2 separate regions of the Mus musculus genome follow, and region 1 is linked to region 2. The links are chromatin loops, found by intact Hi-C in ENCODE. Cell type or tissue: left cerebral cortex. All regions are shown on one strand. Links, peaks and the distances in the headings refer to the core of each region. The heading gives the core; the rest is flanking DNA. Region 1 overlaps Mob3b (MOB kinase activator 3B). Region 2 holds the start of Mob3b (MOB kinase activator 3B).

What was found. Peaks named below come from ENCODE experiments on the same cell type or tissue, not always from the same donor. Only the 100,000 strongest peaks of a DNase experiment are listed, where the experiment ranks them.
Region 1: it touches region 2 in a loop (6-fold over the local background); 29 of 42 quality-filtered maps call a loop at or near these places.

The regions. Positions count from the first base shown.
Region 1 is chr4:34,949,254-34,965,715 of GRCm38, reverse strand. Mob3b (MOB kinase activator 3B) reads left to right here. Exons shown (of 4, transcript NM_178061.5): 4 at 11,669-16,462. The coding sequence ends at 11,698. Among named protein-coding and RNA genes, the nearest start is that of Gm33620, 34 kb to the left of the region's middle. In left cerebral cortex, for the core only: CTCF peaks have their summits at 4,710, 7,172 (motif pointing left) and 9,782 (motif pointing left); DNase peaks (open chromatin) are centred at 4,687 and 7,186.
Region 2 is chr4:35,153,333-35,169,765 of GRCm38, reverse strand. Mob3b (MOB kinase activator 3B) reads left to right here and starts at 12,282. Exons shown (of 4, transcript NM_178061.5): 1 at 12,282-12,514. It overlaps Ifnk (interferon kappa), which reads right to left. Exons shown (of 2, transcript NM_199157.2): 2 at 15,747-15,979. The coding sequence ends at 15,948. In left cerebral cortex, for the core only: CTCF peaks have their summits at 12,258 (motif pointing right) and 14,058 (motif pointing right); DNase peaks (open chromatin) are centred at 12,276, 13,451 and 14,056; H3K4me3 peaks cover 1,821 bases; H3K27ac peaks cover 1,441 bases.

The sequences.
Region 1 (16,462 bases), core at 3,273-11,272, 200 kb after region 2:
CCCGTCCTGGTCAGGAAGTAATAGCACCTCAGCCAGATGAGTTAGCAGGGGGAGAGCAGGGTAGGTGACTCTGCAGAGAAAGTCACAATGCTAGAAAGAATACTGTGGTCAATCAGGGTGCTTCAGGGGTCTGTGGGGCTCTTGAGAACTCTGGTGATACCAGAGTACTGGTTACTCATTTTACTGCTGTGACAAAATACCAAACAAAGGTGACATAAGGAAAGACGTGTTCGTGGGCGCAGTCCATCGTATAGCAGAGTACGTCAACAGGGGTCCGAGGCAGCTGGGCACCCTGTAGTCACCTTCAGTGAGGAAGGAGTGTAATGAATGGAGCGCCTGCTGCACTGGTGTGCTTTTTATTCTGTCTAAGACCCCAACATGGGATGGTGCTCCTCACAGCTCAGGTGGGTCTTCCTACGAGAGTTAACCTAATCTGGATAATCTCTCAAAGGCATAGCCAGAAGCTAATCCACTCTAGATAAGTCTGACCTAATCTAGATCGTTTCTCACAGGCATGCTGCCCAGAGCCCCGTTTGTCTCCCACATGGTTCGACAACTTGTTTCGTTGGCATAGCAGCCATCACACCCTGGGACCCACGTTCTCCTGAAAGGAGGCATGCAGCCATGTGTTGATAACCCCACGGGTTCAGTACGAGGACTTCAGACATCCGCAGCTCTCCCTTTTCTGTCAATCAGTGTAAACCGAGGGCTGGTTGTGTTTACATAAAGCAACTTCTTTTTTTATGTTTGTAGAGCTTGGGGAAAGAAAAGCAGTTTGATTTTTGTATAGGTTATGAATAACTCTTCTCAGTGGGTGGCAGGAATATGTGTTTATCTGCCCATACTTAATGGCTGTATGGATTTGAGGGCCTGCATGTATGTGTCCATGCTCAGACCCACCTTTGCATAGAGGAAACACCCTCTGTCTAAGTAATGTGGGCGGCTAGGAACAAAATTAATCAAATAAATATTGTTCTTTCCGGTCAGGGAGCTCTGGCCCGCTACATTGCTATTTTTACTTCGTTTGGCTCATCCACCACCCACATCCCTAAAAGGCACCAAAAAGGACATTTTTTAATTCTTCTGCACTAGCTGGACCTCATCCATACTTATGAGGGTTTGGGGGGACTTTTTGTTTCGTTGTGTTTTGTTTTAAGTTTTATAGTCTGACTGCTCTCCTGCCTTATTCAACAATCTCAGACTTTGGAATGCTCCCGAGAGAGAGAGGGAAGCAGCCCTAGCTTCGAGGCTCTGGGGAGCAGTCCCACCCTGTGGCTAGCGCAGATGCAGTGTGGCCACTGAGTCAGGCTCTGCTGAGAGCACATGCTGATTGGAGATACAGAAGGCTGGATGCCTGGGGACGTAGCTGATGGACCCCTTGAGGAAGACAGACTTAAAGATTTCAGACTTGCTGTCCTGATGACCATGTACGTGACTATGCCAAGATGTTGACCCTCGGTTCCCTCTGCAGAGTGAGGAGACCACACACAGTGGCATCGTTCCAGAGGCCGCACAGTGCAGTGTCTGGCACACAGGGGAAGATAGATGTGCCCGGGGCGGACACGAGATGCTCGCTGTGTTGTTTTGCCATCACTCCTTCCTTCTGACCGCTGCTTCATTCGCCACCCACCAGTCTACCACGTGTTATCTGTGCAGATGTGTAGATAGACATTTGACATGCACAGTGACCGTCATCAGCTTCCTACTGACTTCTCCACCCCTCACCCCCTCCAAGTTCTCGTTAAATGGGCCCAGTTGCATTATAAAAATCTCATGCAAAATGTTTAGGCCCTATAATCTGGTATTACTTGCCGGTCAGTTTGGCCACAATTGAACAGAGTCTTCCTGGCAGAAAGCGTGCCTGTCTGAGGGCCAGGAGGAAGGTCCCTCAGCTTGGAGGGGAGAATGACATAAATTCATAAAAGAGTTTCTGACGTTCATCTCTCACGCCATTATCATGAAAACAGCCAGGTATGCCTCCCCCTGCACAGTGGACAAGCAAATTCCATGTGATGTGTTTACATAAAGATAAAGTGGCATAAGATATGTTCTATGGGGGGTGTGGTGAGTTGTGGAGGAGAAGGAGTGTCTCAGCAGGCCCATGCCAAGGCATCCCTTACCCCTGAGGGACCAGCCACACGATGGTGTGGTATAGAACAGAATTAATTCAGGGCATGGGGAGGGGAGTTAAGAGGGTAGTAGAGACAGAGAAAGACAGAGAGCGGGAGAGAGTAGAGAAGTAGAGGCCAGCCATGGCCACATGGAGAGAGAGAAGGGAATGGGGAGAGAGGGGGAGCAAGAGGGAACAAGAGAGTGTGGCACGAGAGAGAGGAGGGGCCAAGCAGCCCCTTTTAGAGTGGGTCAGGCCTACCTGGCTGTTGCCAGGCAACTGGGGTGGAGCTTAGACAGAATGCTAACACCATAGACTTGTTCAGAGCAGTGGAGTGGGAATTGCCAAGGGCTTTTGCCCAAGGACCAACATTATCTCCCCTGGTCGACATAGCTATTTGGATTCTAGAAAGTGACCAGAGAAATCCTCACCACAGGCAAGGGAGGCTAGCCTCCTTTGGAGAGCTGTGGTCCCTCCGCCAGGCCTCTGCCTGCATCAAGGCTGGATGGGAGTTGACTTGGCTCCTGCATCCACAGCAGCCCAGCTTTTCCGAAGTGGACTGGCTGGGAGATTGCTTAGGATATTTTATATTTTCCTTGTTTCCTTTACTTCTCCTCTTCCTTTTCCTGGGGATGTTACTACAGCCTGCAGCCTAACGTTGGACCTGGCCTTCCCTGACATCATCTCTACCCACCTGAGGGAGAGACAACTTCCAGGCCACATGGTTAGCAAATAGCCACTTAAACCCCTTCTCCTTCTTCAGCCCAGGAAACTCTTCTCTTTCCTAGGAGTTGCTTTTTCTGCCATCCAGGTGGAATAGAAGCTTCCAAGACACCTAAGCAGGGCGTGGATGACCTGGAGTGCTCTGGGCATCCGAGTAGTGAAGGTACAAGGGCAGGGACCAGGCCTCTCCCAGGCTGCTCTGGTGAGAGGAATGTAGACCGTGAGGTCCTTGAAGACCAAATGCACAGCTGCTAGTACATCAAAGCAAAGAGATAGAGAGGATGTGGGGACTACTCGTATGTCTCTTTGGGCCTCAACTGTGTCTCCCTTGCCAATGTTGCTACAGAAACCGGCAGGAGCTGGGGAGTAATGCCTCTTAATCTTGTGTGCACACTGGAACGGCCGCAATGTAGCATGTCAGAGCAAGGACTTCTGGGTCCGTGGAACTAAGTGAAAAATCTGTTCTGATTTTATAGCACCCAAACTCACATCTGTCTATTGTCCTTGGTGCTTTAACACCAGTGTCCGTATTGTTGTCCTGTGTCAGAAGCACCCTTCCCCCATCTGTAGGCAGGAATGATCTCCCTCAGGCTAGTATGGATGAGTTTGGTACCACAGCATCTCTTGCTCATGCCAACTAAGTACTCCTCCATTGGCATTGCCAGGTCAGGAGGGACTTGCATTGGCTATAGGTAAGAGATGAGGTCACAGAAGACTGCAGGTCTACTGAGTATAGAAGCCTGGCCCAAGGGGAGTGGGTGTGGCCAGGAGCCAGCTGCAGGGGGAAAGTGGGTCAGTCTGTGTGGGGACCTCACCTTGGCAGCTCTGGGCCATAAGGGCAGAAATGGGGTTCTCAGGATGGTCAGTGATTTTAATCCACATGCTTTGGGGATGGAGGAGGGCTAGCACATAATAAAAGAAACAAACTGGTATAATCTGGACACAAGAAATAGACCATCTGAGATGAAAGGCTATCTGGTCTACCCTCTAACCAGAGGCCCCGAGTTTGCCATCAGAATGGAACTCTTCCTGGTTATGGAGTTCCATTTTGTTTTGTTACTAAGACAGGTAACAAAACAAAATGGAAAACTATATTCCCTGATTGGCCCAGAACTCACTGTGTAAACCAGCCCAGCCTTGTGACCACACAGAGTTGCCCCTGCCTCTGCTGGGATTAAAAGAAGACGCTAGGATTAAAGGAGTGAGCCACCAATGCCTAGCCGGTTACATGGTTCTGCGTCGCCTACAGCAATTCAGCAGCAGCGTCTGCAGTGTGCTTCTGCCACAGCTCAGGCCCTTTCCCAGAACTGAAACTGAAGCTGAGGAGGACGGGGGCCACATAGGCACCAGGGGCTGGGGATCCAGCACACAACAGTCCCTGGGAAAAAAAAGCCACACAGCAGGTCCCTGTGCTTTTAACATTTCATGTCGTTTCTGTGACCTCAAGAGTGTGTGAGAGCGGCAGAGATGGGGTATCCACCCGTCCCAAGTTTGCTGACAGTGAGTTTTTCCCTTTGAATCAAGTCTAGCATTGCATTGTGGACTTCTAACACTACCCTGTTCCAAACCATGGAGGTTTTGATGGCTACGATGGGAGCGGGGGCATCTTCTCAGGTTATCCTTACCATTTCCAGACCTAGATGTTCTTACACAGAATCTTCCACACTGGCCTTCCTTTCTGCTCTCTGTTCTCGCCCCTTAGTTGGTTCCACTGTTGCTAATATATGTCTTCCTCCATCGTCCTTCTTGTTCCTTACAGTTAGCAGAATGTAATGGAATTAAAAGCAAATGGGAGGCCGGGGGTGTAAGATGCTGTTGCTCTTGTATCCCTGGAGCATTTTAAACACCACTGATGTCCTAAGCTGCATCTCCCCCAAGTGGAGTAATAGGAACAGCATAGGGTTTGCTCGCTTACTGTTAAAGCAACTCAGTCCGGATTGAAAGCCACTAAGAAGCTAAGTGAGCTTGGGCACGCGGCTTAGGTTCAGAGCCAGTCTAATCTAGGTTAAGTTTTGGGGGAGGTGGACGGGTGAAGAAGACACTAGACTGGTTACTGAGGAACTCTTCTACGAGTTTATTAGAAGAGTTATTGTAACCATGGACAGACAGACAGACAGAATAGCAAATGTGCAGCAGAGGTTCCAAGGAAAGCCGAGGCCCCAGCACTAGAGAAGGAAAGCATGGCAGGGTTCTCTAGAGAGATTCAGAACCCACAGGACAGAGGAGGGAGAGAGCCCCTTAGACTTTGGGAGAGGACACAGCGGGAGCTGCAGCCAAGCTCTGATTCCCAGGCAGGAGGCAGGGAAGTAAGGTGATAGGATGTAAACTAGCTTTGGACTCACAATGCCAGACAACTTCCAGACCGGGGGGGGGGGGGGGGTGGGGGGGGGTGGGGGGGGGGTGGCGGTGATGATGATGACAATGATGGTGATATTTAAATCATAGAACTCATAGGAATTTGATTGATGGATGTCAAAATCATCTCTGCGAGCTCTCCAACAGAAGCCATTTTCAGTTTTGAAAGCTGAGGTCAGACGAGGAATTGTGCAACTTATGCAAAGCTTGGGTTGTTTTCTCCACCCTGTACCATAGCTACAAAAACTGGCAAAAGTCATTAAGGCAGCTTTCCTAAAGTGAAATGTGACTTCTCCTGGGTGTTCAGTTCCAGTCCCCCTTCCATTGCTCTTTACGTTACTAGAGCTCTTTTTTTAAAAGCAAGAAATAATGTGAATATTAAAAGTATCCAAAAAAAATCAGAGACTATGTCAAGGACAAAAAATATCAGAAATTGAAAGCACAAAACTAAGCATAATTTAACTTACCCAGCTATAACTCACATTAGACATAAACTGTATTTATAGCTGCCTCAAATCATATATACTGTGTAAGACTTGGAAACATATCCTTCATTGCACAGCAATATACACCAAGGTATACACAATACGCAATTCAGATTGAGGCTGATTGTGTAATGAATTTCAGTGTTAGCAGAAAGCCAGGCAACGGGGACCCAGAATGGAGTGAATAACACTTTCGGAGAGTCACGTAAAGAGTGAGAATTTGCCAAGCACAGAAGAAATGGAGACATTTACTGGGTAGAATCAACAGCCAGGGAGAAACTCCAACACACCAGGCTTGTGGAAATCGGGAAGCTGGTCGGCCTGGCTGTCTGTAAGGTGCAGCCTGTGACCAGAGGGTGGTGGGACCCGCCCTGGCCAGCTTCCTCTCCCAGGCCGCAGACTGTGGAAGTTGGTGAAGGCTGTGGAGAATGAGTCTGACTGGGGTGGCAGATCCAAAGCCTGCCTTTATTTCTTCCATAGGAGTACCACTGAGAAAAATGTTTAATGTTCTAAGTTAGCATTATTACAAACCTGTTAGTAGGTTCCCCCTCCCCCTCATGTCCCCCATCCCCCTTGCTACTCCTGGTCCTCGCTTTACCTCCTCCCCCAGTCCCTTTCCTCCTCGTGGTCTCTCTTCTAGCCACTTGGACTTTATCCACATATATGTATGTGTTCGCGTGCGCGCACTCACACACAGACATTTATACATTACAGGCTAAGATCTGCATGTAGAGAGAGCATGTGGCTTTTGTCTTTCTTTTTTTTTTTTTTTTTTTAAGATTTATTTATTTATTTATTTATTTATTTATTTATTTATTTATTATATGTAAGTACACTGTAGCTGTCCTCAGACACTCCAGAAGAGGGAGTCAGATCTCGTTACAGATGGTTGTGAGCCACCATGTGGTTGCTGGGATTTGAACTCCTGACCTTCGGAAGAGCAGTCGGGTGCTCTTACCCACTGAGCCATCTCACCAGCCCGGCTTTTGTCTTTCTGACATCTTGTTTAATTACATCCCAGTCCATCCATCCATCTTCCTACAAACGTCATAATGCCATTTTTACAGCCGAATGAGATTCCATATAGGCTCTGTATTTCCATTCTCTCTTCGTGTGTTGGTGGACATCTGGGCTGGTTCCATTTCCTTGCTGTTGTGAATAGAGCAGCAATGGACATGGGTGAGCATACATGGTAAGGTAAGTGTATATGCCCAGGAGTGGAATAGCTGGGTCCTAAAATATTGAGATACTTTTCAGGCTAAGTATGCTGAGAATAGTCTCTTGTCAGACTTTTAAGAAATCTCCCCTGCAGAAAGCATCCTAAGCCTGCTTCAGGTTTGAGTAACCTGCCTTATACGTGCTGCGTTCCCAGTCCACTCTCTGAGAAAGACACTGAGCCTGCCGCCCCCCCCCCCCCCTTGAGGAAGGAATGGAGAAATGAATGTCTTTGGTTATGTTAGATTAGCCTTGAGGAGCACTATGTTTATGGCTGGAGACTATCTCTTTAAATGGTTTCATAGCGCCACCAAGTGGCAACGAAGTAGAATGCAGCCTTACAACCTTGGGGCTTCTGTGTGGGGGGGGGGGTGTGTGGGGTGTGTGTGTGTGTGTGTGTGTGTGTGTGTGTGTGTGTGTGTGTGTGTGTGTAAATTCACTCATCCTTACCCCAAAGGGCAGGCCTCCCAGGAATATCAAGGAAGCATGGCATATCAGGTTGCAATAAGACTAGGCACCTCCCCTCATGTTAAGGGTGTATAAGGCAACCCAGTCACAGGAAAAGAGGGCCCGTGCTTTTTAAAATTGAGTGTGAGTGCCTGGCATGCGTGCGAATGCCAGAGGACAACTTGAAGGAGTCAGTTCTCTCCTCGCACCAATGTGAGTCTAGAACGTAAGGTTTTTCAGGTGTGGCAGCAATCGCTTTAACCTGCTGAGCCATCTTGCCAGTCCACACCTATAGATCTGCAAAGGTTAGACCCAAGAATAATGTTCTTCAGTTTGTGAGCTGTCATTAAAACCCTATTTCCCTGTAGGAATTAGAGAGCTCAGAAACAGCTTTTCTTCTGCTCGTTGGGCTCACACTATGGTTCCGAAAGCCCCGTCCCATACTAACTCCTCAAAGCCTAACTCAAGGGCCTTGGATCTGTTCACTCTCTCTCCGCTCTTTTCAAAAAAAAAAAAAAAAACCTCTTCTGTGTTAAGCATACATACTCTAGGAAACATAACTGACTTAAAGCTTTTCTCTACGGCAACTAATCATTCCAACTGATATCAGTCTACTGAAGAAAGCAGTACCACTAGCATTCGAAAATTACCTGCAACCATCTATAATTAATGTATAAGTCAATGAATTTCCAAGTCATCATATCTACTGCTGGCCCAGTGGCTTTTGCGAGTCACTCCTCTCCCTCCAACCTCCTGCCTGGCCAGTACAGTGCACATTCATCTCTCCAGGTGTCAGCCCCGGTTGCAGGATGTTCCTGCAGTTCCCCAGGTAAGAGCAGAAGGGACCTCCTTGGCCTCTTACAACCCTGCTTAGGCTGCCATTCACCTCAAACAAACTGGTTTGGCTCCAAGACTAGAATTCTTCTGGTAGACAGTTGTGGCTCCCTCTCAGAGCTCTGTGTACATAATGACGCGGCCGCCCAAAGCACAGCACGTTCCGTGGGCTCTTCGCAGGGGCTCCTTCCCGTCTGTCTCAGAGCACTGATCATTGCAGATAGTCATGGAGTCAGCTATAAACCCGAAGTCATGTTTATCCTTGGAATTACCCTCTTCCTTTCCAATACACAATCTGCTGTCAGACGTTAACTCAGAATACGAGAACCTGCAGTTTTGATTTTCATGCCCTTGCTTGTTTATACCCCAGGCTAGCCTCAGCCTCCTAAATATTGGGATAACAGTTGTTGTACCACCATGCTGAGTTCACAAGAACCACTGGAGACTCTCGATGGGAAGAGCAGATTTCTCTTATGCTTGGAGTGGCTATTTCCTTTCCTCGCAGGAGGCGCATGGGTCTTTCTTTGCTGTTCACACCCTGCTATGGTCAGGAGCTCTCTGCTCCAGCATAGCAACACCCAATCCCTGAGCCAGTCTCACCTCTCTGCTGCCACAGCTCAGTCCCCTCTACCTCTAAAGCTCAGATCCATATCAGAGTGTGTATTAACAGAAAACTCTTCCTAGAAAACACTTCATGCCGGCGCGGAGTGACTGGTGTCGGGTTTGTGCTTCTGAACCACACAGGAAGGAATCAGAGAAGGGGGCTGAGGTGTATGGCATCCATGCATAGATCAGTGCATTTAACCTGCCCCTGAGCCACTCACTCACTCACACACTACACTGGACAGGTGAAGAGACTGAGAACCTGTGGCTTACTCGATTAAGCAAACATTTATTGAACCTGATTATCAGGCACTGGGGATACAAGGGCCAACGGCGGCCGGCACAGTCCATAGGATCTAACCTGGGATGCCCCAAAGAGCAGAAATGAAAGGCTTTTCTGTAGGCACAATGTCATTGTCCGCAGCGGAAAGTCTGCCCTTCTAGGCTGATTTCCCTATCCCACGACAATCCAGACACAGCACTGTAATGTTTAAGAATCTCCTGTCTCAAGTTTGTATAAACGATGCTCACCAGGTATTCTCTGCCTTGTCAGTGAAATCTGGAACGGCCAATAACTAGGCAATAGAAAGAATAGGGCGGGACTTCATCCAGCCAGGGGAGGAGGGAGAAGAAGAGAGGATTTGACGTGAGGCAGGAGTCCAGAAAGACATCAAAACAAAACGCACCACAAGCCCAGAGAGCCAGACCAATACAAAAATGCCAAGATCTCAGGGATTTGGGCTGTGAGGTAACCAGATTGGATTAGAGGATTAAAATGGAATTATAATACCTAGTTATTGTACTTTAAGTTGAAAATAAATCTTGGTCTCTCTGTGTTGTTATTGGGGACCTAGCCAGGATTAAAAAGAAAACAGCCGCTGTAATAATTTACTGCATATGTTTATATTAAAATTACCATCGGGGCTGGTGAGATGGCTCAGTGGGTAAGAGCACCCGACTGCTCTTCCGAAGGTCTGAAATTCAAATCCCAGCAACCACATGGTGGCTCACAACCATCTGTAACAAGATCTGACGCCCTCTTCTGGAGTGTCTGAAGACAGCTACAGTGTACTTACATATAATAAATAAATAAATCTTTAAAAAAATATATAAAAATAAATAAATAAATAAAATTACCATCATACCTTTGACTGGTGAAGAGGGGCTCTGCGGCTGTTAAAGGGGGAAGAAGGGGCTATCTCCCATATTGGAGTTAGAAAAGATGTCCCTGGGCTGGTGAGATGGCTCAATGGGTAAGAGCACCCGACTGCTCTTCCGAAGGTCCAGAATTCAAATCCCAGCAACCACATGGTGGCTCACAACCATCCGTAATGAGATCTGACACCCTTTCCTGGAGTGTCTGAAGACAGCTACAGTGTACTTACATATAATAATAAATAAATCTAAAAAAAAAAAAAAGAAAGAAAAGATGTCCCTGAAAACAGACATTTTACCTAAGTCATGATGCTCTTCGTGGGGGTGAACGGCAAGAGGCAGAAGTGAGATTGTAGCGTGTCTGAACCTCGCTTCAGTGTGCTTCAGGTCTTTGTTGGTAAATGCTTGCAGCGATGTTATTATTTCAGCACAGGATCCACTACATTTCTTCCTCCCTAAAGACCGTAGGTCCCTGAGAACATTGGGCCCATGTCCTAGTATGTCACACAGTAAGACAAGTAAATGACCACCAGGAGTTCGGCCATATTCAGCACGTGTACGCTGACTGTAACGCGGTATAAAGCTTCCTGTGTTTGGCACGGATTGGGAGAGTACCTAGATCACACACTGTGTTCTTTCTTTAACCTGCATAGACCAAAGCCCCCGGAGAGAGATGCAAGAAGTGTTCATTTCTTCCTGACACTCAGTGATTCTCAGTCTAGTGGGAACACCTCCTGCAACAAATCCACATGTCCTAATTCTTCCCAACCAGTCGCAACTGGGACAAAGCATTCAAGCATATTAGCCTATGGGAGCCATAATCATTAAAACTACCACACACCCAGAACCAGTACACCCCAACAAAGTCAAGTGTGCGCGGGGAAAAAGGCATGGCCGCCTCCACAGGAGGATATGAGGTCTTCCAGGCAAATGGATGTCATGTCTCAACTGGATAGATAAATGGTAGTTAGCCAGGGAAAGAGGGTAGAGATGGATTGGGTATGATTAAGCCAGCCTGTGCAGAGTCTCAAAGGAAGAGAAAGGATGGCCCGTTTGGGAGCCACACATTCCTGTAAGAGCCAGGAAGGTGATTGCAGGCCAGACTCGGCTGTTTCTCCATCTTCCCTAATTTCTCTTGGCTTATACATGATTACATCTTCCATTTTCCCCCATCTTTGATTGAAACTTAGTCAAATGGAAGATGTTTTCTAGTCTAAAAACAGCAGCCCAAACCCCTTATCATACCAGTTGGCAAGCGATACTTGGCTCTCCCCTCCCCGAGAGACAACTGCCGAGAGACAACTGGAAGGGGTGGGGATGAACACTGGAGGTCATTCTTCGTGGCCTCCTGAGAGGAGGGCTGTTATTTAATTCCAAGTGGCCAGTGGCTCCAGATCCTGTTCCCCCATCCCTGCCCCAAAGAAGCAAGTAGCCTGGATTCTTGGCAAGAGGGTAAAGTATTGTAAACGGTGTCTTAATTCAAGAGACAGTCGGTGGGAAGGAAAATGAGAGATGTGAGGGAGGAGGGAGGAGGAGGAGGAGGAGGAGGGAGAGGGAGGGAGGGAGGGAGGGGGAGAGAGAGAGAGAGAGAGAGAGAGAGAGAGAGAGAGAGAGAGAGAGAGAGAGAGAGAGAGAGAGACCAAATGGAACGCATTCTCATGGCGCAGGCAAACGTTCCCGGTGTTTCCACCATTTGCCTTGCTCATTGTCCCCTAACGGCCCTTTTCTCCTTGCTTTCCAGAAAGAGATGACAACCAGGATGTGTCACTAACACTCCGCCTCATCTTCTGGAAGAAAGGAACACTGTTCCCACCAGGAGGCCCCATGGGACAGAAAGTGGCCCACCGTGGCTGAAAGCGATCCTGACTTCCAGGAGCCGGAAAGCCCCACAAGGACCTCTGAAAGACATCTTTTACCCACTTCTCGTGCTCTTAACCCTCTAAGTGCTGCTAGCCAGGACCTGTGGGCCATGTAGACCACAGCATGAAGGACCAGCCTTAACCCCTTGGGCCGAGGACAGTGCAAGAGAGGCTGCTGCACTTCCGCCCACGTCACACTTCTGCCTGTGGCCTGCCCGCTAGGCTTTACTGGAATTCAGGTTTTGAGACTGGGGGGTTTGTTGTGGTGGTTCTTTTCCACGTCCGTCTTCTTAACTAACTTCTCTGTCACTTATTTTTTTGAAGTTCTAAGCAAACGTGGAGCTACCATATAGGCAGTACGTTCTCCTATCCCGTCTCTCCTCCACTCCCCGCAGGTCTCTGGGCCTATGGCTTAACCTTACATGGGGCTTGGAGCTGGGGAAAGCCTGCAGTTTCTCTGGAAGCATCCAAGCCGTTTCCCTCATGGGCAGTTTCACCAGGGACCACTTTCTTGATGGGCTACATGACCTGTACCCCAGACAGGCCATTCCCAGGCTACCCTTTGGGACGAGTCTAGATTTATTCTACAGGAAATAAAGCTGGTGTGTGATCTGTTTACCCTAGTCAGAATGTATTCTTTGTAGCCGCAGTCATTTCTAGATGCTTCCATTAAAGATATGCTTTCCCATTTCCCAGAAGAGAGGGAATAAAGTTTTTAAATGACCAGTAAGATCCTTGAGCCAGATTAGTGCAGTGTTTGTTCTTTATTAAGAGGTAGTGAGTCCTGGCTGATCCTACATATTATATTATGGGGGCTTCAGTGACAAGACAACAGACACTTGGTACATGTAGATTAAATATTTGTAGACTTCCCAACTGACCCCTCCATCCTATTCCCCCCTCTCTTCCCATTCTCCCCCTCCCCCTCCCCCATCTCTCTCCTGTTGTCCCTCCATCTCCTGTACTATATGACACAGAATGCATTTCTTTCCAGTGGGTGTGCTATAGTCAGTCACCAAGGCCTTCCTTCTCTCCGTTCAATCTGTCCCTTCCGACCGTCAAAATAACCATACTGTACTCTCTCCTGCCTTTGGAAGTTTTAGTAAATGAAATGTTGCCTTCTCTGATTCCTTCACAGAACTGTTTCTGACTGCTTGACTAAGAAGTACCCACACTTCCCGTGATATTTGATTTTAATAAAGTATCTGTTGGTGGAGGGAAGTAGACATGAATGTATTCTTACAGTTGATGTAATAACAAAAGATGACTAAATTAGTCTGATGTTATTTAGTGTACATAATGTGTTAAAGCCATTTGTGGCCACCACAAAAGCCCAGAAAACGTGACGTCTCTGTGTAAGTGAAGACATCGACTGTCTCGGAGATGCTGTCTTCTGTTGTTTTTTTTTTTTTTTTTGGGGGGGGGGGCGTTGTTTGGTTGGTTGGTTGGGTTTTTTTTTTTTTTTTGTTTCTCGAGACAGGATTTCTCTGTGTCCCATAGCTGTCCTGGAACTCACTTTGTAGACCAGGCTGGCCTCGAACTCAGAAATCCGCCTGCCTCTGCCTCCCGAGTGCTGGGATTAAAGGCGTGAGCCACCATCGCCCCACTCAGATGCTGTCTTCTGAAGACCAATGCTACTACTGCTATGTTGCTAGCTTGTTCCAACCTACAGGGACATTTTTCTTTTCTCTCTAAGTAACTTTTAGAGACCAAGATAGGCAATGGATTTTGGGGTTTTTTTGTTTTGGTTTGGTTTTGGTTTTTTTTTTGGGGGGGGGGGAGGTTGGTTTTTGGTTTTTGGTTTGTCAATATCACTTTGGGCTAAAAGCATTATCTGGCTGCCCTGAAGGTCCAGAGGAAAAAGAGCCTTGAATTCTTGATCCAGGCTATACATAATACCACACATGGGTGTGCAGGATGGTGGGGCTGAGAAACGGCAGACCATTCATTCCACGTGGTCTTGGCGTGTCTCTGCAGCTTTGGATCTTGCACAACTGCAGGACTCATGCAGTTGGAAGTAGAGTATCCGCCTGCCTTTCAGTGATGCTTAGTCAAGGAGGAAACTTGACTCTGAAGATATTTGTCATTTCTAAAGTTATTTTCTGTCAACTATTTGGGTATGTGAATGTGAAATTTCCATCTAGCTTAAAACATCCAGATTTTTTTTTTAAAATTCTTGGAATTATCTTCTTTGGCTTCTATTGCTAATTGCACTAATCAGCTCTTAGAGTAAAATCTGGCCACCTGTTCTGATTTTTAAAGTATGAGGTATTATAGAACTTTGGCAAATTCTAAAAATAAATCTTCACTAGCTGTCCATAAGCCTTTGGCCAGACCTGGTCTTCACACATCTGTAGTGCGAATGGAAGATTCTTGCAGCCTTGAGGACAGCTCCAGACCTGGTCCTGACTCCTAACCTTGTCCTTCCTCCTTCTCTACATTAGTCTTAACTTTGGAAAATGCAAAGTTGAAAGATTAGCACGAGCACCCTGTGCTTGAGTGCACCAAGTGTTAGCGCATCACCTCGGTTTCTTTCTTACTGTAAGCGAGCTCACTGCTGAACCATCAGAAAATAATAGTAATAAATTACATCATCATCATGTTTGAAAATGCTTTCTCATACCCTCCTGCTAGTAACCAGAACACCACCCTATCCGTCTTCAGTGTCACCAGCTACAGGACCCTGAGCATTAACAAAGGGCACATGGTTGGCAATCCGTGGTTCAAATTCAAACTCTGCCTCAAAAAGTTCTTTGTAGTTGATTTTCTTTTATAAAAAAAAAAAAAAAATCTACATGTAATCAAAAACTACACATTGCACTTACTTATCATGGTCTTCATTTCCATTCATGTATTATCCTCTCTCTCTCTCTCTCTCTCTCTCTCTCTCAATGTGTGTGGAGGGGGTCTGTCTTTCATGACTGGCATTACTAAACAATGCACACTAATTTGAATATGAAATGTGCCCACATTCTGAAAGATTACTATTATCATTATTTATTTGCATGCATACACACATTGTTTTTTCTTTCCCTTAGTGTCTTCTCATTTAGACACTTTATTCATTGAGCTCAGCTCATGTAAGATAATCTCTCTCTCTCTCTCTCTCTCTCTCTCTCTCTCTCTCTCTCTCTCTCTCTCTCTGGTTTTTCGAGACAGGGTTTCTTTGTTTACCTTAACTTTCACAGTTGGTTGTTTCTCTCCAAAAGAGATGATTAGGAATGAAATGGTTTGGTGGCTTTGGTTTTTGTTTTTTTTTTCCCCCCTGATAATTTTAAAGAAACTATATCCACAAGTCTGGGCACACCCTGAGATCACAAGCATATGTTTTTATCCTAATAGATACTGATATCAACCATCTCATAAGATATTCCAATCTGCCCTCTCAGGAAAAGATAGGAACTTGGGATGCATGCTGGAAACAGCATTAGTTTCCCTTCTGTTCCCACAAGCACCTCCTCCAGGTTCCCTTACCTCTGGCTTTGGGTTCCACCAGTGGAAATAATGAAAAGGAAAGATTAAATTACTGATCTAGAGTCTTTTTCTGCTTCCTCAGCTGTTGATCTTCTCTTCCCTGGATGTTTTTTTATTTCTTTTCTTAATTAGGAAGGACCTTCAGAGCTTCTTAACTTATTCTTCCTATCTCCCAACCATGCCAGCCACCTTCTAGGTAGAGCCTATTCTCCTTTTGTGGATATTCAGGCACAGAAGTTCTACAGAATCCTCTGTACGTCCCACTGAGACTTCACCACCTTTGAGACCCAACCCATCCAACCCAAGCCAAATAGTCCCTTTGAGCTCCAGCCTTTGTCTCATGCCATGTTATTTAGGAAGGTCCCGAGATGACACAGTGGTAGCACATGCTTAATAATGGCAGCTTCATTTGCACATTAGGGAAATATCTGAAGCCTAAACCAGCGGTCCTTCAGCCTTCCTTCAGAATCGCCCCAATTGTGTCATCTTCTCAGAAGTTTTCCCATTTCACCATTAAACGTTCCTCTTACTGAATTGGGAGCTCCATAGTTCTCCCTCTGTCTGTGTTACAGACTTTGCACACTGTGAACCTGATGAGTTATCTCAAACCTTCTCCAGACCCTGCTATGTTTTTTGCTAGTCTTGGCTGTAAGAGAAACCTTTGGATTTTCTTACCTATTTCAGTTGACCATATGGAAATCTTTGACTAGGTTATGTTGACCTTCCTAAGTTTCCTTCTTACTTTTGGGATTCGTTGAAATTTGATTTATTCCAGCCCACCATTTACCCAGTCCATTGTCACTGATGAAAGCACATTACTTCCAATAGTTCCTTAGCCTAAAGGACACCACACTAAGGAAAAGAAGCACAGCATATCTTCAAAAACTGGCAAAGGTATGATTTGGAGAATAGCGTCATTCTGGCTTTAAAGAAACTAGTGATTCCTGTCTAGAATTAGACAAACAAAGTATATTTTGGAAGTGATGATTTTTTTTCCTGGTTTTAAAAATGTTTATAAAAAAAGAACTTTTATAACAAGCTATTTTCCTCTGGACATATTAAATATGGGTAAAAGATTTTTCAATGATATGTAAAGGTTTATGTAACATAGAGGATGAGTCGTTTCTAATGAAGCAAGCTGTTTTCCTAGCTTCTCGTTTTCTGCTCTGAGTTTCCTTGTCTCTTCTTAAATACATCTGGAA
Region 2 (16,433 bases), core at 8,434-16,433:
AAGCTCCTGCAGCTGTGGAAACAGTCTTGTAACAGACAGTGAAATGATACCCGATGTGCACTTGCGATCTTGGAAGCCAGCCATTTCATAGATGCATGGGAATCAGAGATGTCTTCAGAGCTGTCAACAGAGCACCGAAGATGTCTGCTCTACCAAGCCCTACTCCCCAAACACTCGTAGCAGTCATATAGAGCGGGTGGATGTGAGAAGACACAAAGTCATGAGTTCAGCACCAAAGAACTACATGGCAAACCTTAAGCAAATTTCCAAAACTCCAAAAACCTAGGTAATATACTTACCACCCAAGATCACTGGGAAGATTAGATTGTATATGACAATGCTCAGCATAGACCCTGCACATAGTAGGTGCTCAATAAGCATTAGTTCTCTACCCTCTATCAATAAAGTCTTTATAACTAGATGTGGAGACAGAAGGCCTTGAGGACGGGCATCATTCCAACTCTTAATGGTTTTAAGATTTCTTTTACAGGACAATTGTATTAAAATGTTCACTGTAGTGAGCTAAAAGGATCCTACTCAAAGTAGCTTAAGACAGCAGGATACTTGGCTTTTGGTTCTGTCTCCAGGTGCTATTGGATATAGAAGCTCCAACAATGTCACCCAATGATTTCTCTTGGTGTCCCCTCTGTGTCATCTCCTTTTCTTTTCCCATATAGGTGTGCTTCCTATATTTAAGAATGGTGCAAGAGCCCCAATGTACATTATTCCTGGTCGGTGGTCTCAGTGGTGAACTCAAGTATAAATTCTCAGAAGGGAGGGCTCCTTTAGTGGCTCCCATGTGAATTATGACAGGTTGAAAGTGGGGAAGAGCCGGTGCGGTGGCCCATTCCTTTAATCCCAGCACTGGGGAGGCAGAGGCAGGTGGATTTCTGAGTTCAAGGCCAGCCTGGTCTACAGAGTGAGTTCCAGGACAGCCAGGGTTATACAGAGAAGCCCTGTCTCGAAAAACAAAAAAACAAAAAAAACAAAAAAAAAAAAAAAAAAAAAAAAAAAAGTGGGGAAGAGGGCCAAAGTCACTGTAGCTTGCTGCATTGTATGGCCTGTGGTGGCATGTCCCTGCCAGGAGAGGTTACAGGGAGGGGTGACTGGCAAACGCCAGTCACTAACACAAAGTGAGAGGCAGAGCTTGGGTGTGTGGAGGAGGGTGCAAAAAGAGTGCTTGACAAGTCTCTGTTAAGAAGAGTGTTACCTGGATAGGGCCCTGTGCTGTGTAGTTTTATATCAACTTGATAAAGGCTAGAGTCATTTTGGAAACAACCTCAGTTGAAAATATACCCCCACAAGATTGGCTTGCAGCCCGGCCTATGGTACATTTTCTTGATGGATGGTGTGGGAGGGCCCAGCTCTCTGTTGGCAGTACCACTTCCGGGTTGGTGGTCTTGAGTGCTATAAGCAAGCAGGCAAACCTGTAAGCAGCATTCCTCCGTGGTTTCTGCCTGGCCTGAGTTCTTGACCTGACTTCCCCAGTAATAGACGGTTTCCTGGAAGTGTAATAAAAATAAACGGCCCTCCCCAAGCTGCTTGTGGTCCTGGTGTTCCATCAGAGCAGCAGAAACCAGACTCGGCCCCCACAGTCAGACCATGTTGGAGAGGCAGGATCTATTTACCACCCGCGCAGTGCCAGCAGAATCACTGAGTATAGCCTGGACTGAGCTCCAAAACAGAGCTCTTTTGGAACAATGGATGGACTCAGCACATTCATTTGCTATCAAACAAAGCCTGGCTGTGTCACCCTGGTCCCATGTGCCCTCTTCAGAGATGTAGCCTGGGCTTTAGGGGAAAAGAAGCAAGAAATGTCACACCAGGATGGCTCACACTAGGTGTTTGGGACCAATAAAAAGTTCTGACCTGCTGGGCGTGGTGGCACACACCTTTAATCCCAGCACTCAGGAGGCAGAGGCAGGTGGATTTCTGAGTTGGAGGACAGACTGGTCTACAAAGTGAGTTCCAGGACAGTCAGGACTATACAGAGAAACCCTGTCTTGAAAAAACAAAATAAAAAAAAGAAGTTCTGAGCTGTTTAAGTATGCTATGGTCTGAACCTGGGTCCTCTGGAAGAACAGCAAGTGTTCTTAACTGCTGAGCCATCTCTCCAGCCCCTTGTGTCTTCGTTAGTCAGTTAATTACTTCAACACAGGGTCTGTCCCTTGGTTACTCTAAAGTTAATTAATATAAAAGTATAATTGAAAGTTTTCAAAAATTTTAATTACATTTTTACTCACACAAGCACTCATGCACGTGTTCAATACTGTGGTACGCATGTGGAGCTCCAAGGACAAGTCGCAGGAGTTGGTTCTCTCCTTTTTATCATATGGGTTCCACATCATCAGGCCATCAGACGGGGGGCAAGTGCCAGCATCTACTGAACCATCTCACTGACCCTAACTGAAAGTCTTTTAGATAAAGAAGTAAATTAAAAGTAAAATAAAGGGCTGATGAGATGGCTCAGTGGGTAAAGTACTGACTGCTCTTCCGAAGGTCCTGAGTTCAAATTCCAGCAACCACATAGTGGCTTACAATCACCCATAATGAGATCTGACGCCCTCTTCTGGTGTGTCTGAAGACAGCAACAGAGTATTTACTTATAATAATAAATAAATCTTTGTGCCTGAGCAAGCAGAGGTCCTAAATTCAGTTCCCAACAACCACATGAAGGCTCATGTCCATCTATACAGCTACAGTGTACTCACTTATAAAATAAATCTTTTTTTTTTTTTTTTTCGAGACAGGGTTTCTCTGTATAGCCCTGGCTGTCCTGGAACTCACTTTGTAGACCAGGCTGGCCTCGAACTCAGAAATCCACCTGCCTCTGCCTCCCAAGTGCTGGGATTAAAGGCGTGCACCACCATACCCGGCTCATAAATCTTTTAAAAAGTAAAATAAAATTACCTATTTCTATCTCTTGAAAAAACTTTTATCAATATGATATACATATTTGTCCTTTTCTGTGTAGTAACAATGTAGCATTTTTAAATATCAAAACTGGGATCCTACAATATATACTGCTTAATAATATGCATTTTCTTCTTTTTTTTTTTTTTTTTTTTTTTTTTTTTTTAAGATTTATTTATTGATTATATGTAAGTACACTGTAGCTGTCTTCAGACACTCCAGAAGAGGGAGTCAGATTTCGTTACGGATGGTTGTGAGCCACCATGTGGTTGCTGGGATTTGAACTCCGGACCTTCGGAAGAGCAGTCGGGTGCTCTTACACATTGAGCCATCTCACCAGCCCCCTGCATTTTCTTCTTAACTGTCAGGTCACTAGGTTTTTATTCAGCTTTTTGTTTGTTTGTGTTTTTCTGTTCGTTTTGTTTTGTTTTAGGTATTTTGTACGTTTAGTTTAAGATATACTGGTTGGTTTTGTGAGTGTGTGTGTGTGTAATATTTGTTGTGCCCACAGATCCCCTGGAACTATAGCTATAGGCAGTTCTGAGCTCTCTATGTATGCTATGATCTGATCTTAGGTCCTCTGGAGGAACAGCAAGTATTACTAACTGCTGAGTCATCTCTCCAGTCCCTTGTGTTTGTGTTAGTTAGTTATTAACTAATTACTTCAACACAGGGTCTGCCTTAGTTACTTTAGTCACTGTGACCAAAAATCCCTGACATGGACAGCCTAAGTAGGGAGTGGTTGGTGTGGGCTGGGGAGACATGGGACAGTGACTCTGTGCCGAGAGGAGTGTGCTGTGGCATCAGAGCTCAGTGAACAGGAAGCAGAGAAAGCAGGCCAGAACTCAGAACAAGTATAACCCAGCCCGGGGACAAACTTCTGCAAACGAGGCCCCATGTCTTAGGGATTCCACAACCTCCCCCAATAACACTGTCTAGGGACTAGGTGATCAAATACCCTATCCTAAGAGAGATATTGTACACTCAAAGCATACCAGAATCTCACTGTGTTGCATAGGCTGGTCTCAGATTCCTGGGTTCTAGTAGTGCTTCTACCAGAAGTATATGCCTCACACGTGATTGGTCGTGGGTTTTAAAGCTACTTTGTGTTCCATTGTCAAGCTATATTAAGTATATTTGATCAAGCCTCTGGTGGGAGAAATTAATTCATCTGCTGGTTAAGTGTAGTCAGGCAAACACTTTGTATGAGCAAACAAACATTTAGCAATTAGACAAGAACCAGAGTGTTTCTGAAGAAATGAACTGATCCATTTAGATGGTATTGCTCAAGAGTCCTTGGCTCAGCTCAATGATTCTGTTGATTGGGCTCAACACAATTCAGCTAAGCTACTTGTGACGGAAGAAGGCAAGAGTAAAGGAAGTAAGTACCAGGGTGTTCCTTCAAGAATCAACTAAGGAATGGGGAAGATCTGTAAAAGAGGCGTGACTGGCAAACAAGCCTCTCCAAGGAAGGAGTTTTTAAAGGAAGATTACACCATACCCCTATGCCATTAACTAAGAAGACTGGATGAACTGTCTGCAGCCTTGAGTTGGGGAAGCAATGGAGTAGGAATTGGAATAGTAAGGGAGGAAGGTATGCAGGTGACAGCCATGATTACTGGCTAACAGGGACATAGAGAACCCACTCACAAAGCAAGAAAAGGGCCTGGATTAGGAACCTGGAGATCTGGGTCCAGTGTCACTAACAAGCTGTTAGAACCCTGCCGGTGGCTGATGTGTCATAGCAACCATTTCCTTGGGTGTGTGTGACTAAATATCCCTTTCAATCCTGGGACCCTCACAGCAAGCATGCTTTCTCTTGGGCTTCTGGCACTAATACAGTCTGAGCAGCCGTGCTGAGTAACTTTAATGAGAAGATGAGTAGCCTTTGCTGGAAAACAGAAAAGAAATGGGAAAAAGAAAGGTGCGGGGGGAGGAAGATGTGATTCTATTCAACTAATGATGCATTATGTAGATGTCAAAAATTATCATAGGAATAAGACAGCGAAAACAGGAACAGAAAGAGGAGAGAAGAGGAAGGAAAGAAAGAGAGAAGGTTAGAAGTTGTCTCTTCAGAGATTACTGAATATTTGGGCAGTTAGAATTAGAACAAAATCAACTGAAAGTTTCCCAAGAATATTTTCTAAAAGATTTTCCCCCTCAGAGAAGTTTTTCAGGGCCATTAATACCCAAAGCAAGTTTCATTCCTGAACTCAGAACACTATCCATGTGGAAATCCCATACTTACTCAACCCAAGGGGCTTTCTCAATGGTGAGGCATCTTCCTGTGAGGAACCTGATGCTGGACAGTGGGTCAAATCTAGTTGAAATCTCAAGAAAATATGGGGCTTGCGTAGATGGGACAGCTGGAAGGAGGAGATAGGGCAATCCTAGCATATTCCATCTCTTGCCTTAACCATGGTGTGAAAGAGAAGATCTTATTTATTTTTTTATTCCAGGACAGCAGAGGGAGGTTTGGAGAAGTCCCAGTCCATCAAAAGCCACCGTCCTTCTGACAGCAGAGAAGGAGACTTCCTTTATTCCTTCCCACAGGCCTTGGCTTACAGGAGAGCTGAGAACCAGCAAGGCTTTGCTGATTGCCATACAAGGTGGATGAGAGAAAATGGCTGAGTTGTTGGTAGTGGCTGTGTGCATTGACCACAAAAGCAGTAAGGCTGTGTTTATCAAGTTGAGAAAGCATATTTGAGACCCTCACAATTTTCCTACTTGGAGGATTAGGGAGCGTTATGTTTAGTTAGATGTATACACAGTATAACCACTGCTTCTCTTTCTCCCTATTTTCTATATTAATTGGTTTGAGAGCATGGCTTCCCAAATCCATTGAGCATATGGTAGTCTGATTGTCCCTTTTGTGTAAGGTGGTAAGAATGTGGACTCTAGAAATATATTTGGAGAACTAGGCTAAGCTGTCTTTAGCTGTGACTAGTTCTCTGGGCGAACATCATTCCTTGTATTTTTATCTCAGTCATGTGCTTGACAAGAAAACCCCTCTCCATTATTCTAGGCACTGAGATAGACCACCAGTGTACCACTGAGAAAAGCATCGGGCTTGTATCTTAGGAAAAGTCACCCACTAAAGAGTCAAAATCTTTTCAAAAAAGAAAAACAAGGAGTCTAGTGGGGATATTCAAAGTAGCATGGAACAGGAAAACAGATTCTAAGAGCACTAGGCAGTCTTTTTCAATGAAATTATTTGAAACCTAGCTTTGGAAGCGCATTCACACTATCATGTAGAATGGAAGGATGTTTACCTACCTATATGCTTCCTCAGTGCACCACTTTAGCAGCTGTCTTGGCTGTGGGTCCCACAGGTTTGCCTAGCTCCCAACTCTGACCTGTCTCTGCTTGATTACATTTCTGGAAATTTGATTGGTGTAATTCGGAGTTTACAGAAAATTACTGCAGATCTGGTGTCGTATTTTTAAATGTTAACAAAGCTGCTGGCAGAAAACATGCTTTTGGTAATATACAATAGGTCCTTTTAAGTCACTTCATGTTTGAATCACCATCACTTCCACGCTTAGGAGAAGCCATGCACACTTATTTCTGTGACCCAGCATTTGCCATAAACTCTGTCCTCACAGATGCTCCCATAAAACAGAGATTGATCGCGTGAGCCCTGTGATTGGTCAAGGGTCTTGAAAACAGAGAGAATGACAATAAGGAGTGGGTGTGGCCTTGCCGTTGAAAATGTGCTAGATCTGTGAACTCTCTTTGCTTGAGCTAAAATTCTTGAGAAGACTTGCTGTTTATTATCTACTCCCTGGAACGATTATAGTTAGTATACTCGGAACACAGCAATGCTGAATAATCAAATTCTAAGCAAACGGATAGATGATATGTATGGCTGTTGAAGCAGTTTGACCACTGGTCCATTCTAGTCAGCGATGAAACAAGCTTGCTCTTTCCTTTTCTGTGCATCATCTGACTGTTAGGAGGTTGCCATAGTGACACTTTCCCAATACCTTTTGCTTTTTGAGGGGACGCTAAAAGGAAGCCATTTGGTAATAGAAACTTTCTCAGATTTTACTCACACACCATTGAAGTGGTACAAGCCTGTCATTCGCATTAAAAATGTGTAAGTTGGAAATGACAGAGATGACCGTGTGCTGACTGGGACAAAGCAATTGAACTTTATCAACCTGTACCAAACTATTGGAAAATGTTCCCTTTTTGTCATGAGTTGCAGAAGATGGCATCCCAAGAGACATCGAAGCTTCTGGATTCAGTGTGACTCAGATATGGATCAGAGCATCTTACCTTCATGAGGGACTACATGTGTGAGAACTGTGCTGAGAAGACCAGCTGGTGGAAAGTCTTGAGCACTTATCAAGTGGTAGGCACTTGCTGAGCATGTTATGTGCATCTCTGATACATCCATACAGCTACCTACATGATTATCCCAATTTACAACCTCAGGTCACCGAGACTCAGCCAGGGCCAACTCACAACTCTGAGTCTCTGGCTCTGGAAGGTGAACTCTTAGTTGCCACACCATTGTGTCTCTCTTTGAATCTTTTAAATGGAATGAACCTGGTCCCTCTCCTTTCCTTGGAAGACCTTACAGTTAAGATTCATGAGTCCTCTCCCTGTATCAAAATCATTGGTTATATTCCAGGCAAACCTATAGAGAACTCTTTGAAGCAACCCCCAAACTGGCCATGTGGTAAATTCAGACATATATGCATTTGTGGCATCATCACGTGTTAAGACACAGGGAGCAACTACAGGCATAAGACCGGGACTCAGCATTCCAGCCTTGCTACTTGTGCAGTCTCAGGCAAGTTATGTCCTCCATGAAAAGGAAACGATAGAACTCAGGCTTGTTATTCTAGCTTGCCTTCTGTGTTGCTGTGATAAATGCCATGACCAAAATCAACTTGGAGAGGAAGGGAGTCATACTTCCAGATCACAGTCTATCACTGAAGGAAGTTAGGCAGGATCAAGCAGGAACTAAAGAAGAAGCCATGGAGGAATGATGCTTACTAGCTCGTTTCTTGACTCATGCACATCTAGCTTTCTTATATGGCTCAGACCCACCTACCTAGGAATGGTGCTGCCCATAGTGGACAGTGTCTTCCCACATCAAATACCAGTCAAGATTGTTTCTCACAGACATGGTCACGGGCCAATCTGATCCAGACAATATTGTAATTTCTTCCCAGTGACTCCAGGTTGTGTCAAGTGGACAATAAAAACCAAAACCAAAACCAAAACCAAAAACACTTGTTCAAAGGTTACTGCCAATAGTTGCTCTTTTCAAACCTTATACATCTAAGATATACCAACCATGAGTTATGGGCTGAAAATCGCCCCTTTAAAATGTCAAGAATAGAGGCTGGAACAATGCTTTGGTGGTAAAATGTATTGGCTGCTGTTCCAGGAGGTTGAGGTTCAACCCTCAGCACCCACATGGCAGCTCACAACTGTCCCAGGAGATCTGAAACATCTTTCTGTCCTCCAGAGCATCATATGTACACAGTGCACATATATACATATGGGCAAACACCCATAGACATAAAATTTTTAAAAATTGAAATTGATAACTAATCACTTTTAACAATATTTACCCAGCAAGTTGATGTTTTTCCCTTGTACTTCTTACTTCTGAGTTACAGCTTCAGATGAGTTTTTAGCAGGTGCTTCAGGTAACTTTTTCCCATTAACAACTGCTCCCAAAACTTGTGAACTCTCCTTTTGTCTTCAGTCTAACGATTGGTATTCCAATCCTTATCGTCTAGCTACACAACTAGAACTCTGTTGGAGATTGGTTCCAATGCTTTGATTCAATCAGGAATCTGTGTGTCCAAATGCTAAAGGTCCTTGCCCCCAATTGGCTTTTTCTCGACCAATAAAGATGCCAGTGGCCAATGGCTGGGCAAAGGGAGATGGGGAAGAACTCTTAGAGTTGTGTGGGCTAGGACACAGGGAGGAGACAGAGGAACCCCATGATGCTGGGAGAAATGGATCAGATTTAAAGTTACAAGAGATAAAGCCAACCAGCCATGGGTGATTTGGGGGATGTGGTCCACTGGGCCTAAGATAGCAGGCAGAGGATCAGAAGTGCCCAACCATTGAGCTAGACTGCACATAAAAATAAGCGTGCGTGTGCGTGTGTGTGTGTGTCTTTCACTTGAAGATCCAAAGATTCCCTGGGCAGCTAACTGGAAGGGCAACCCTCAGGGAGCACAAAGTGGTGTAGCTAAAATTACCGCTACAGAACTCCATAACTAGATTCAGTGCATGGTTCAGATTTTTCTGTCTTCCTCCATCTCTGCTTAATTCTAACCAGGCCTACCATTTCCATGCTCAGCTCAACAGTCCCACCCCTAAGATCTGCACAATTGTGTCCATTCTATTCAACTCTCGTGTTCCAAGCTCCATACAGAGCTATGATTATCCCCACTCCCATCTTAACACTTCTCATACTCTTTGTGTTCTCTTGTCATTTTTTTGTTTGTTTGTTTGTTGAGACAGGGTTTCTGTGTGTAGCCCTGGCTGTCCTGAAACTCACTCTGTAGACCAGGCTGGCCTTGAACTCAGAAATCCACCTGCCTCTGCCTCCCAAGTGCTGAGACTAAAGGTGTGCGCCACCACTGCCCAACTTCTCTTGTCATTCTTATTCGATGAAAACACCATAAGGACAAGATCCAGGGATTCCCATTGCCCCATGATAGCAGCAGGGAGATGTGAGGGTTACAACATTAGCTTAAGTCACACTGCCATGATTGTCTATACTGTCTTCTAAATCTTGATCTCGAGCAAGTGAGATCATTTAAAAACCTATCCTAGCTAATGTGTACTTAGCATAGAGATATCTGTGAAAATGGAACGAAATATTTCATGTAAAGTGCTTAGCAAATGCTTGCCACCTTTTTCCATTCATGGTAGAGATTAGATATTACAGTGTTAGCAGTCAGTAATCTTTGCACTGATTAACTTAGCAGGTATTTATTGGGTTGTGTTAGTCCGCTTGGGCTGCCATATCAAAATACCATAGACCAAGTGGCTGAAACAAACACCCCAGGATCTCACTTTTGGAGGCTGGGATATGGAAGGCAGCAAGCTTGTTTCCTCGTGAGGGGCCTCTTCAAGGCTTGCAGATGGCTGCCTTCTTGCTGTACCCTTGCTCAGTGGAGAAAACATTCTCTTGCTCTCTCCGCTCCTCACCACTTCCTCTTCTGCGCTGTAATCCTCCCCTTGGTCTTCCTTTCTCTGCCACTAATCCCATATTAGAGCCTTACCAGTCCTCCTTCAGACTCCTTCAGTCTTCAAAGCCTTACCTCTAAATACCTCCACTTGAGAGTTAGGACTTCAACATAGGAATATTGAGGGGCAGAGCTCAGTCCATATTAAGGACCTGCATATTAAGTGAATAGTCTAGGTAAACAGCAATGAACAAGATAGACAAAAGTCCTTGTTTACATTTCTTCTACTAAGATCAAGTAAATTAGCATTTATAGACACAAGAGTGCCCACTAATTACATAGTATATGTTTATAACCTGTGACTAGATCATATTACATGCTAAAGGGGAATTCAGTTGCAGATGGTACTGAGTTTGCTAAATAGCTGACCTTCACATGGAGAGAGAAACCTGGCTGGACCATGGCCATCACATAAGATTATACTGGGGTTTTTTTGTTTTATTGTGTTTAATTTATTATGAGTGTTCATGTGCCCACATGCGTTTATGTGCACCGTGTGCATTCAGGTGCCTGTGGAGGAGACGAGGGATGTTTGATCTGCTGAAACTAGAGTTATGGGTGACTGCGAGCTGCTGGCAGCGGATAATGGAACCAACTTAGGATCCTCTGGAAAAGCAGCAAGTGCTCTTAACTATTATACCACCTCTCCAGCTCTGCTCATTTTGTCTTCAGCTGTTTTAACTTTAAGTTTGGCTATTTCCCCCATAGAACACTAATATAGGGAGTGAGCAAAAAGCAGTATTTGTGTGTGTGTGTGTGTGTGTGTGTCTTATGGTGATACATTTCATAGAGAAAACTGGAGTGGGGTATCTGAGAAGGGATGTCTTGGGGGGGATGAATGGGGTTGAAAGGGAGGCCTCTGAGGAAAGAAATGGAGGGAAAAGGGTAGTCTCTGAGCCATGATGTGACTGAACAGTTAAGAAGACTGTCCCAGGCAGGGAGCATAGCAAGTGCTAAGGCCCCGTAGCAGGAGTTTTCCAAGCATTTGTGTGAGCCAAGTAAGGCACCACATATAGAGAGACTTTTGTGATGGAAAGGCTAACAGGAGTCGAGTATGGAAATATATCTCCTAAATTTCACCTAATTTACTTTCATTCTTTCAAACGTGTAGCAGAAGTTACGGAATGTGATCGCTAATCAAGTCATTTGATACTACCCAGCCGGCACACATCAAGATGTTTATAGGAGAATAAAAGCAGGTTGACACATCCACCTCATTTTTTTTTCTTTCAGTTCATGTTTGAAGACTCCTCCCAAGAACTAAGAGTACGTCTCATAATTGGTTTACTCATAATCACCCGGCGAGGTAGTTACGACTTCCACGCATTTTTGTCATGGTTTAATGCTGCTTTCCAAGGTGTTTCAGGCAGTCCACGGCATTTTACAGCTGGCAGAACATTTTGGAGAAGCGTAAGTCATTTGGCCCTTTCTGGATGCCTTGGAAAAAGCTCTTGTGGACTTCAGTTGGGGTGTCTATGGCTGTGATAAAACAGCATGACCAGAAGCAACTGGAGGAGGCAAGGGCTTATGTGGTTTATGCACAGTCCGCCGCAAAGGGAAGTAAGAACAGGAACTCAAGGCAGTTACCTGGAATCAGGAACTGAAGCAGACGCCATGGAGGAATGCTGCTCGCTGGCTTGCTTCTCATGGGATTTTAACCTTCCACCTAGGGCCCTGCTGGCTTCCTTCTCACAGGCAACAGCTTCTGGGACAGGAGATAAAGAGTAAGCTCCTCCAGCCGGAGCAGCGATGCTTGTAGATCCACGCGAGGCGCTTTCTTATACCCACCAGCACTACCTGCCCAACGCTGGCACAACCCACAGTCATTAATCAAGAAAATGCTGGACAGACTTATTAATAGGGTATTTTATGAGGGGTTTTTTTTTTAAGTCAAAATTCCCTCCTAAATATATCAAGGTTGTGTCAAGTTGACAAAGACCAACCAGGACAGCAGCATCTTTTCTACTCTGACATCTTTCTACCTACATTGGGCAGCGGACCAAAGTTGAGAGACTTAGACTGCTCATTGTCTCAGGCTCTTGTGGAGATTAGAGGATCCTAAGGGCAACAGGACTCCTCTTGCCCCCGCGTAGCTGCCTTTCCAGAGAAGGCCACCAGGGGACTCCGCTCTGAGCCGGTGAGTTGCAGTGGCGCCCGGGCGAGCTGCGCGGCGCGCTGGGTGCATGTGGGGGCCGCACCAGAGCCGTGGTCGCTGCATCTGGAGTCACGCGTGCTGGTCAGAAACCCCTCGCGTGAATCTGCAAGCATCGCTGCTCTGGCTGGAGGAGCTCACTCTTTTTCTCCGGCTCCAGAAACTGCTGCCGGCGTGAAGGAAACCAGCAGGGCCCTAGGCAGAAGGTTAAAACCCCACGGTAAGAGATCCTTCCAAGAGTGGTGTGGAGGCGCAGTCGCAGCTTCCCGCTTCGGATTGTGTCCTGGAGGGCCGAGGTGCGGGGCACACCTAGGGAGGATCAGTCGTGCGGACCCCAGTCCTCACCCCTCCTCCGCGAGCTTCCGGGGTTGGAGTCTGGTTTAGGCAGTACGGGCTTCTTGGCTTTCCTCTGCCTCCGGGTACGCACTTCCCGGGCTGGAATGTGAGTCCAGTTCCCACCCAGGGGGTCTGTGGCTTTGATCTGAAATACACCCCCTCCCTCCCCCTAAAGGGTGCAGATCTCACCCGGGACCCATTCTGAATCTCAGATGCGGGTGGGGTGCGCGTCGGCCTGAAGCGGCGGGAAGAGAAACTTTTACAAAGTGCATCTAAACAGGGCAACGCTCCTGGATCCCAGAGCAGGCTCGGCGTGGGGCTGTGTAGGGAGGGCTACAGCGCAGTCTCGATTTGTCCTCCCTGGCTACCTATGCCTCATCAAGGGAGGTATTAAGAATAAGTAAATTTTGCTCAACTTTTGGACCAACAACTGTCAAACATCTGGGATCGTTGCTCCTCCCTTTTCTGCACCGGAGAAGGTGAAAACTAAACTTTCCCTTCATTTCTCCTCCCCACCACTGGACCCCCAGGATGGGGTTGTTAATGGTAAAGAGCGGTTCCCGCCTCCTGGAGCGTGGCAGAGGCTCTAGACCACTCAGATTTCTTCCAGCCCCCTTTCAGACCCTCTGCAAGTCTTCCCCGCAGAGACGGGGCGACAGAGCCATTCTCCTGTAACCCAGTGAATGGCCTTTTGTTTCTCTGCGGTTCCACTATTGTTGCGCCTCTTAACATCTGGTGGGGCTCCAGCGGGGAAGGAAGTCCCTTTCGCCGCTCGCGGGGCCTTTCACGCTGGCCTTTGCGCAGGCTCGAGTCCGGGATCCCCGCTGGGGAAGGACAGAGTTCGGGACCTGGCTAGGCCGCCCCACCCGGGGCTTGTGGTTAGAGGGCGGAGGGAAAGTTGTTCCTGAGCCCGCCTCCTAGGCTGCTTGTGGCCCAGGGCGCATTTCTCAGATCTTATCCCCAGCGAATCTGAAACGAGAGATTGGAGGCAAAGTTCTCGAAAGCTAGGAGATCTGCGAGAGGGTCCAAAGGACTTTCAGAGGCGAGCTAAACGCATATGGAGGGCCCACAACCCGGGCGATGGCCGGAGACAGGGCACCTCATCTCTACGGAAAGTTCAGGGGTGGCAAAATTTTAAGGGCAGGCAGGCCATTGACCACAAAAGAGTGGAGACTAAAGCTAACCTGGGAAGGCTAAAGACTTTGCCTGGAAATGGTGGTGTCGTGATTCGCTGTGAAATGTTCGTGGGCTTCTGACTTCACCTAAGGCTCCAAGTTTAAGACCCAAATTTTTCGCCGCGATGCAGAAAAAGCAAGCCATGACTACGCAGTCCAAATGGCAGATGCGGCCAGAGCACTGTTTTGGTTTTCATCTGCCCGAGAACAGGTGGCTTGGGGTAGCCCCTATTTCTCCAGAGGGGGGCGCCTGTTGGACTATAGCAGGTCGGGTTTCCTGGAATAAGTTAGGTGCTTGCTTCTAGAGCAGTTAGCCTGTGTGGGTTACTTATTAAACAATCTTGGCAAGAGTAAAGTCACCTTCCAAAGTCCGCAGCGACCGGAACTGTCACCTGAGGGTCGACTAGAGGAGGTTTGATGGTATACACCTGTTGGGACCTGTGCCTCTTGCCAGGTTTGTAAATGTTGCCTTTGCCAATTTTTCCTGTGGAATTGCCAACCTTGGACTGTCTAGGAGATGCGGAAACATCCTTCCCCCACCCACCCACCCCCAGTTCTGAGTTTTGGCACCCTTCCTCTCCCACTCAGGGGAGTAAGAGAGGCTTATATGAGACCTGTGACCTCTGCACCTCTCCACCACTCCACCCTTGCTCGGGATGGGGCCCTAGCGTGTTAAACAAGCACTCTTACATCCCAACCCATCTTCAGATAGTTATAAGTTCTGGGCTCTGCACAGGTCTAGTTTGCCCTTAAACCTTAAAGTACTTTGAGAGACTGTTAACTCAAGAGAGGATCTATAGAGAAACTTTCGCCGTGACTTCTAGATCTTGACGGTGGGGTTCTGAAAAGAAAAACGGCAAATTCTCTGGAGTGCTCAAGACACTCTAATGATAAGGGCCCACAAGTTCGGATTTCTTTGAAATTTAACAGTAGCAGCACAGTAACAAACGACCTGCTGAAGAAATACTGCTTGGGTTTTGTTTGCTCAAGGAGTACAAGAAGGCGTCATTAAAGTTAAAGTCAGGGCTTGGGCCAGCCAAGAAGGAAAACACAATCATTATAGAGGAAAATAAGGGTGTTCAATTTCGTTAATATATATATATTCAATCTTATCCAATCATTTCCGTGGAATACATTGTTTCTGGAGACACAGTAGAGTTGATACATTGTTACGATATTGAAGACTGTGATATTGTCCATAGTAAACACATGCCAGTGTATCAACTCCTCAGCAATGTATAAGAGAAGTTACACTCTACTCACTCTAAGTGTTATCATTGCTTTTCCAGTTCTGTGGTGTTAATAAGAGAGGAATGTTTTATTGTTGCCTTGCTTAGCACTTTTTAAAAATCAAGAGCGAGAATACACATTTTTATATTGTCCGTTAACATTTCTATGTTTATGTTCATTTTGGTGGGCTTGGTCTCTGATTATTTTATTTTAAGATGTACTCTATAAAAAGAATGTGATTGTGACTTCTGTCAAACTATCTATCCTGATTAGAAGATGTTTAGCTTTTATGGCCAGTTCTTTCTTCTCTTCTCCATGTCCTTCTTGAAGTTTTGGGAATCAATTTCAGGGCCTCAGACAGTCATCCATGTACCCGACCACTGAATTACACTCCCACCCCACTTTGCCAGTTCTCTTCCCTTGCACAGAGCAAACACAGGGCAGGGCAGGACAGCGCAGGGCAGCAGCTATAATTTATGAAAGTAACTGCTGACATCTCAGCAGGGCTGCATAGGGGTCAGGCAAAGGTGTCAGAGAAATGAATGGAAAACGCTGTGTCTGTTACTTTGCAGTCCATAGCCAGCCTCCCTCCCCACTGCCACAGTCCCAATCTAAAACAACCTTATTAATGAGCTTTATAAAAAATCAAATAGATTATATTCAGTCATTTTAGTGTCTGATTTTTTTTTTGCTAGTAACATAAACGCCATAATGTATAACTTTGGTTTTATTATAAGTTAACATTTCTGCTAACTTTTCCACTGAAGTTCATCTTTTGCTTAAGACTTTCTTTGACTGCACTGCCTTGAACCCTGAACTTGAAAAGTCTTGCATCTGAAGGTAGCATTAGCAGCATCCTGGTAATGGCTTTAGAATAAAGCGTTCTTGGAGACATTTGAGCAATTGCAGCTTCTATTTAAGTTCTTGCTTGAAGGTGGGTGATTCTGAAATATGATAGAGGAGGAGAAAGAAGGAGAAAATTCAGTTAGCTGAATAAAAACAGAAGCGTTAAGTAAATGATGTAGGTAATCTGCATTACAAAGTGACTTTAAGAAGATAAAAGTGGTTAAGGTACCAGGTATTATTACAGTGCCTAATTTACTTAAATGACATACATAGCTTTCCAACCAGGAAAACTGGACATGAATGTAGAATTCCACCACAGCATGTCTTTAGACCTTTACTTTAGGTGCACACACATAGAAAACCACCTGCTATGAGAGAGTGTCACTAATTTCTATGCCTTCCCCTAACCTCACTGCAGATCTGAGAATCCAGTCCAAGTGCCTTATGCATGTTAGACAAGTACAGCTACCACTGAGCTGCATCCGTAGCCTTTTCTATACCTTTAGCTATAGAAACCAAACAAAATGCTCCAGGCATGATCATGTGCTACAG